Regions from separate parts of the Homo sapiens genome. Here region 1 is linked to region 2. The links are chromatin contacts, found by Hi-C in ENCODE. All regions are on one chromosome and are shown on one strand. Each heading gives the region's core, a stretch centred on a gene start or an enhancer-like site at or near the end of the contact. The rest is flanking DNA. Distances are from core to core; before and after follow the strand shown. Region 1 holds the start of TMEM108 (transmembrane protein 108). Region 2 holds the start of TOPBP1 (DNA topoisomerase II binding protein 1).

Evidence for each region. A loop is a pair of places that touch in the nucleus more often than their neighbours do. Pooled maps may share reads with other maps.
Region 1: a loop to region 2 is called in a map of sigmoid colon, with 4 times the contacts of the local background. The contact joins the promoter of TMEM108 here to the promoter of TOPBP1 in region 2. A Hi-C loop is called at or near these places in 2 of 168 maps with a recorded cell type or tissue (ascending aorta and sigmoid colon) and 7 of 50 pooled maps.

Annotation. Positions count from the first base shown.
Region 1 is chr3:133,036,497-133,039,673 of GRCh38, forward strand. TMEM108 (transmembrane protein 108) reads left to right here and starts at 1,895. Exons shown (of 6, transcript NM_023943.4): 1 at 1,895-1,939. RefSeq lists an enhancer at 1,589-1,883.
Region 2 is chr3:133,660,623-133,663,906 of GRCh38, forward strand. It overlaps TOPBP1 (DNA topoisomerase II binding protein 1), which reads right to left and starts at 1,319. Exons shown (of 28, transcript NM_007027.4): 1 at 1,147-1,319; 2 at 422-512. The coding sequence starts at 505. LOC124909487 reads left to right here and starts at 604. Exons shown (of 3, transcript XM_047449438.1): 1 at 604-724; 2 at 891-1,411; 3 at 2,277-2,716. The coding sequence starts at 604. The coding sequence ends at 2,426. It also overlaps a transcript of TF not described here. RefSeq lists a silencer at 1,106-1,275 and an enhancer at 1,676-1,745.

The sequences.
Region 1 (3,177 bases), core at 645-3,144, 620 kb before region 2:
ACCTAGCTTTTCAATTTATTCCATTGACTAGTCTTTGGAGTATTTATTACCTATGAATTATTTTTGGCCTTTAAAAATCAGTTCTCAAAAATTATGTGGAAACTTTCTTCTGTTTTCAGAGTGTGTATGTCATTAGTGATTTGTGTTGCAGAGTTTAGTTTTCCCTGTTAAAAAATGCGTCTATCGATCTAGCAGCTTATGCAGGTGTTCTCAAGCATGGATGGATATCAAATTGCCAGTAGAACTTTTTAAACCTATAGCTGCCCAAGCCCCACTTCTCATCCCAATCAGAATCTCCAGGCACAGGGCCCCACAACCTACTTCCATAAATACTTACCATCCAGCTAGGCTTGAGAACCACTGGTTTAATGACAGCAAACAAACTTTTTTTGAGGCTTTCAAAACATTTTTCTTGCTTAGACATTTCTTTACTCCTGCTGTAGCCAGAACCATTGCTGTGACAGGTTTAACATGTTCCCAGAAACTCTGAATTTTGTGCGATGCCATCTCTGATAGGGACAATGTGATGAACAATGTCTGAGATTGCTAGGTGGGCTTCACTTCTGGGGATGAGAAGCCAGAGAAGTTCAGGACACACTGACAAAGGTGAAGTTTTCTCTAAGCGACAGTTTGATCACCTTGATAGTGAGAGAGAAATGCTGAAGCAGGGTTATACCACCTGGTTTCAAGAGATGAGAGATGAAGGTTTTGGAGAATTCAGCACTTAAGAATCTTGAACCACGGCGGTACACTACTGGGTAATAAGAGCTTGGCTACGCTGAACGACAAAGGTTCTAGCTGGCCAGTCCGAAAACACTGAGTCCTTAGGTCAAATTTGAGAAATGACAGGGCCAGTGGGAGTCCTAACTTCTAGACTCTGGAATTACTGACAGAAGAATATTTGGACAGTTTTTAAGACCCTCAAGGCATATTATTTTACAACCTCTTTAGCTTATGCCTGAATTTGTGCTGTGACTGTTAGCTTCCCGGATGTTTTCTCCACATGCTTCTTTCTGAACTAGCCTGTATAGTTCTACAACAAATTGTTACGTTTTGAGAAGCAGGGACCACTTATACCACTTCTCTGGCCAAGTGTCTGGCACCGCGCCACTCAGACACACACGCCCAACCCTTTAGGATTAACGTAGACACAGTGTTCTCTTCCATGGCCATTCCGTCTCCACTTCTGGTTCCACACTCCAGTCACCAAGTTGGCATGATTGCTGCTCCATAGACCAAGGGTGGGTAATGTGGGGATTAAACACACCTTCCCTCAGCTGGTGCCCAAACTGTAAGCATCACCGGGACACCCCATGTAGCCACAGGAACGCTTCTCATCAGTGGAAGAAGGACAAGAAAGGTCGTGCAAGTTTCAAATTACGTGGAGCTGGGGCTACAGCCATTACTTTCGGACAGGTGCAATTCAAAGCGTGATCCTCCGACCAAGAGCTTCGTCATCGCCACCTGGGAGCTTATTAGAAATGCAGGATCTCAGGTCTCCACCCCAGACCTTCTGGATCAGAATCCGCATTTTAACAAGAGAGTCAAGTGATTCTTATTTATATTAGAATTTGAGAAGTCAATTGATCTGGTAATTGATCAACTGAGTGCCACTTAGCCCCCGAAAACAGAGACCCTTTGTGCCCGCCTCGCACCCGCTCTGCTAGGTAGCAACCGAACCCCCAGAGACATCGGAGCGGGCGCTGCCGAGGGCAATTTGGTGATTGGCTGGTCTCACCACGTGACCGGCGCTGAGCCTTCCGTGCGACCGGATTGGCTGTCGCGGACGCTGACGGACAAGGCCGGGGCGGGCCAGAGCCTGGTCGGAGGGGCGCGCGCGGGGGCCCGAGGGGCGAAGGCGCGAGTGCGCGAGAGCGCGTGCGCGAGCGGTGGGGCTTTCTCCTGAGCCGTCGGAGGGAGCCGGAGCGCTTCTCCCGAGGTAAGCGGCGCTCCGGGGCGTCCCCCCAGTCCTTCCCATGCTGGGTCCCGGCAAGCGGGTTAGGCTGGGCTGGGCGGGGCTCGGGGAGGTGTGGGGTCAGCTTGCCCCGGGAGCCCAGCTTCAGGGAGGATGCAGCCCCGGTTGCCTTGGTTTCCCTTTTCCTATCCTCTCAGGCACCTTCCCATCCTCCCCACTGCGTGACGGGTCTGCCCGAGGGGAGTTGCCCACCTGGCAGCCCTGCCTCCGCCTTTGTTTCCCGCCTGGAGGGTTGCTGGCATGAACCCCCTCCCCAGGTGGAGGGTGCGGGTGATGGGGCGCGGGCGTCAGGAGCGCTGGACCTGGGCTGGGGCCGAGGAGGAGGTGGCTTTAATGCAGGGGGACCTGTCACATGGGGAAACGAAGAAGAAGAAATGTAGTGTCACTTTGGCCAGCCCGAGGGACTCGAACTAATCCTGCGGCCGCGAGCGGAGCCGAATTCCTAGCGCAGCTGTGCGAAGAGCCCTCCTGCCTAGGTGCCGGCGGCCTCGCCGGGGACGGAGCCTCCGTGCTGCCCGGGAGGTTGCTCTGCCGGCTGGACCTGGCGGTTTTCACCCCAGAGTTGCAGCGAAATTGAACGCTTTGAGCCTGCTGGAGGAATCCAGAGATTGGTTCAGGGGCTATTTTTTTTTTTAAGCAGTTGGGCACCGGTGGAGCCGGTCTAAATGAAAGTCTACAAAAACCAATTTCAGATGCAGCGTAACTGATGACTGGTAAATGGTGAGGAGGGAAATGCCTGCAGTGAACTGCAGACCACCACACTGAGATTCTTCCTTAAGAAGATAGGGGTTTTTTTCGGAGGAAAGGTTGTAGTTTCTGCAAACAGGTTTTTCTGGGGGTACCCAGGAAGGTTATTACTTATTTTCAGCATGTTACTGGGTTGTGGGGAGAGGGAAGGCAGGGTCTAAACTAAACCTACTCACACGTCCTTAATTCTTTGAAAAGTGTGTGCTCGATGAAGACCATTTGGCTGCCAAAAGAGGTTTGTATGGGAGTCCGGGGGAGATGGATTGTTGCCTTTAAATCATACTTTAAAAAGGGGAAGGTATGTCCAGGAACTTAAGAGCAGGTCAAGCTATGGAAAGTATTCCCTGCCTCTCCTCCATTTCCCCAGACAGCTCATAGGCAAACATAAAAAGTCCCTTCAATTTTCCACGGGTTAACTTCTTGATTTGTTGGATACACCTGGTAATCTACTCTGT
Region 2 (3,284 bases), core at 69-2,568:
AAGCAAGGATCTACATCACCCCTACTATCATCCAATTATTATACTGTACATAATAAAACATAATTTTTAACAATTAACCAAAAAATTTTCAAGTATGACCAGTACACAACTGACTCAAATTTCTACAGCACGCAAAGGACCACTCTGGCTAGGAGACAAATGAAAGCAACTTAATTTCCAAGAACTGTAGGTCAGCCATATTAAACAGCAATGTGATAATAGACTTCCAGCCCCCCGAAATACATAATGATGTACTTAGATCAATTCAAAAATATGTGATAATGATATATCTGTATTAATGTAGACTATAAAATTATTATGAAAGTGAAATATCTACTTCTAAGACATAAAGCCCAACAAATCAAAAACACTTAAAAACAAGAAAATGAATTCACGGTATTAAGATGTTTTCAACTCTTACCTCGAGAGCTTTAAAAAAACATTTGGAATTGTCTGAAGACTTTAAAAACTTCACAAAAAACGGTTCTTTGTCATTTCTGGACATTTCTGAACTGTCAAAATAAAGGAACCATTAACAAGAACAAAACCACATTAGATAAAAAGTTGCATGTTTAACCTACCTATTTTTCTGTGCAGACAAGAATGCCTAAAGACAGACATTCTGGCTCTGCCCGTGAATTCGTCAACGGCATTTCTAAGAAATCCTGGAACTTGGACAAAGCCAAGGTAAAAGATGACAACACCAATCCTTGCAAATCAGACAGCAAAATTAACCCGAATTGAATACACTGAGGAAGGCCCTGCTATGAAGGCTCTAAGCCCTTTAGGCCAATGGACATTCAATTGCACTTGTTTTAAGGATACACAGAGTGTATCTGTCCCTGCGGATACCCACGGCCTGCGAGGTACGTTCATCCCTCAGTAAACAGATTTTAAATATAAACATGGAAGCCAGTTAGCATGGTCTTGGCCCTGCATAAGGCTAGATGCTCCGGTTCCCATCTCCAGGAAAAGGCCTGGCTCTGGGATCACGGAAGCCACGTCCTCTCGGCGTCAAAGGCCCACCCGCCGGCTCCAGGGCCAGTTACCAGGACAGGAAAAGAGGGTCCTGAAGGCCACAGAAGGCATCGCGAACCCCAGTTGGGGCTGGGGAGGAGCTGTGTCCCCACTCCGCGCCTCACTTACCTCGTTGGAGCCTCGGGGTCTCCGGGCGGCGAGTCGGGGGACGCGCTGGCCGCAGGGCGGTGGCTGGGGTCGGGCGCCAGCCCGGCGCACAGCCCCCTCCCCCGACTCGGCGCCGCCCCTACCCCAAAGCAAACGCTGGAGAACCCGGAAATTGCCCAGAACGGGAACCGACTTTCGCGCCAACCGCGCGGCCGCGCTTGCCTTTTCCGGTGGAAGTGACGCCATCGGCAGCTGCAGCAGAAGAGCGGAAATGTCAAACGTGGAGGTGAGCAGTCTGTGGGCGGTGGGGCTTCAGGGAAAGCTTGGGCCGGACCCTTTGGGTTTAGGGCTTTGCTGGGCGGGCCTAGTCTCCGCTGCGAGTAGGCCCAGCGCCGTCGGTTCAAGAGGTAGGACCACAGGCCAGGAATACTCCTTTACTGTTAAAAAAGCCAGGGAAAGAAAGGATTTCCTCAATAGATATTTATTTTACACCTGTCTTATACCAGGCATGCACGGGAAAAGGTATTATCCAAAACAATTCCGTGAGGCAAATAGTGGTAGTTCCATTTTGTAGATGTAAAAACGGAGGAAGTTAAATGATGGGTTCAAGGGCACACGGCTAGTAGGTGGTAGAATTAATACTGCATCCAGGTCTTCTGACTACGGACTGGGTGGTTTCCCTCCAACACAGCAGGAATAGAATCACCGCCTAACACAGCCACAAGATGGCAAGGGAAGAAAGGATGACTTATTACACAGCTAATGCAAAGGGATCTTTGTCAAGATCTTCAATGGTCTCCCCTCCTCCTCCCCTTCAGTGGACATCGCCGTTCTCTTTCTCTGCATCTGCCTCAGTACTGGGGAGATTCTGGGACTGAACCTAAGATTCAGATGGCAGAGAGCAAAGGGAGAGGGGATAAGATGGGCCTGCAAACCTTAGTGATAACCAGCGGAAAACTGATTCGTTGTTGCTTCTTTTCATTTTATTCTTTTTTAAAAAAATTTTTTCTTATTTTATAAAATCTAGCCACTATACTAATGAGGATCATTTTATTATTCACTGCTGAGATTGAGAAAATGACTTTGGATTTACTAATGTAAAAGTATAATGCCATGTCCCTTGATTGTTTTTGTTTTTCTTTTCTTTTTAGAGCCTAAAGATAGTAATGAGCAGCTTGAGTCTTAAGTTTTTGAATACACCGATGGAAGGTGACAAAGATTCTTTGCTTGGCCAAACTTTAGTCAGACTCCTCAACCTTCTCGTAGGTTTATCTGTGCATTTCCTTGGAAAATCCAGTTAGAACCCTCTACCCTCAATATCTGATCAGGTTCCTCATCCTCTACCATCCAAGGTGATGTCTGATCACCTTGACCTATTTTCAGCAAGAAACCCCTTTACTCCTGAAGTTCCTTCTTAGTAATTTTTTATCCAGTGACCCCAAGCTTTTTGTTCCTTGGCTATAAATTCCCACTTGCCCATGGTGTATTTAGAGTTGAGCCCACTCTCTCTCTCCTAATTCAGAATCCCATTGCCATGGTTGCTATACCTATCCTGATGGTCCGGAATAAAATCTGTCTTACTGTGCTTTAATAAATATCATTAATTTTTTTTTTTTTTTTTTTTTACCAGAAATGAGTCAGAATCAATTAACACTGGGGCTCAAAGGTAAAGGCCTATTGCTGGGGGAAGGGTGAAGAAAGCCTTAAAAGCAAAAAAACAAAAATCACTAGAGGTGGGAAAAAAAAGAAACCACAGTTAATTGTTAAGGTGCAAATCTGACCTGAATCTGTAATAACAATTAATATTTCTAGGGCACTTTACAGTTAACATGGGACTCCTGCTCACACTATTCCCGTTTACTCTTTTCAGCAACCCTATAATAGATGGGTATCATTGTCTCATGTTATGGAGATGGGGAAAGTGAAGTTCAGGGACTGTGTCACTTGCCCGTGCCTTTCCTGACACACCACACTGCTCCTGGGCACGTGCTGTCTGCCCATCTCTGTGTGAAGTTCCACACCGGGGAGGGAGCCCATTCCTGGCATTTCTGGGCCAAGTAGAGACCTCACAAGAGAAGGAGATTCATAGATGCTGCTAATGAAGATGAAGAAAATGCACCCTTTAGCTTTTACCCAGCCGGAACTTGATACCAGAGGAG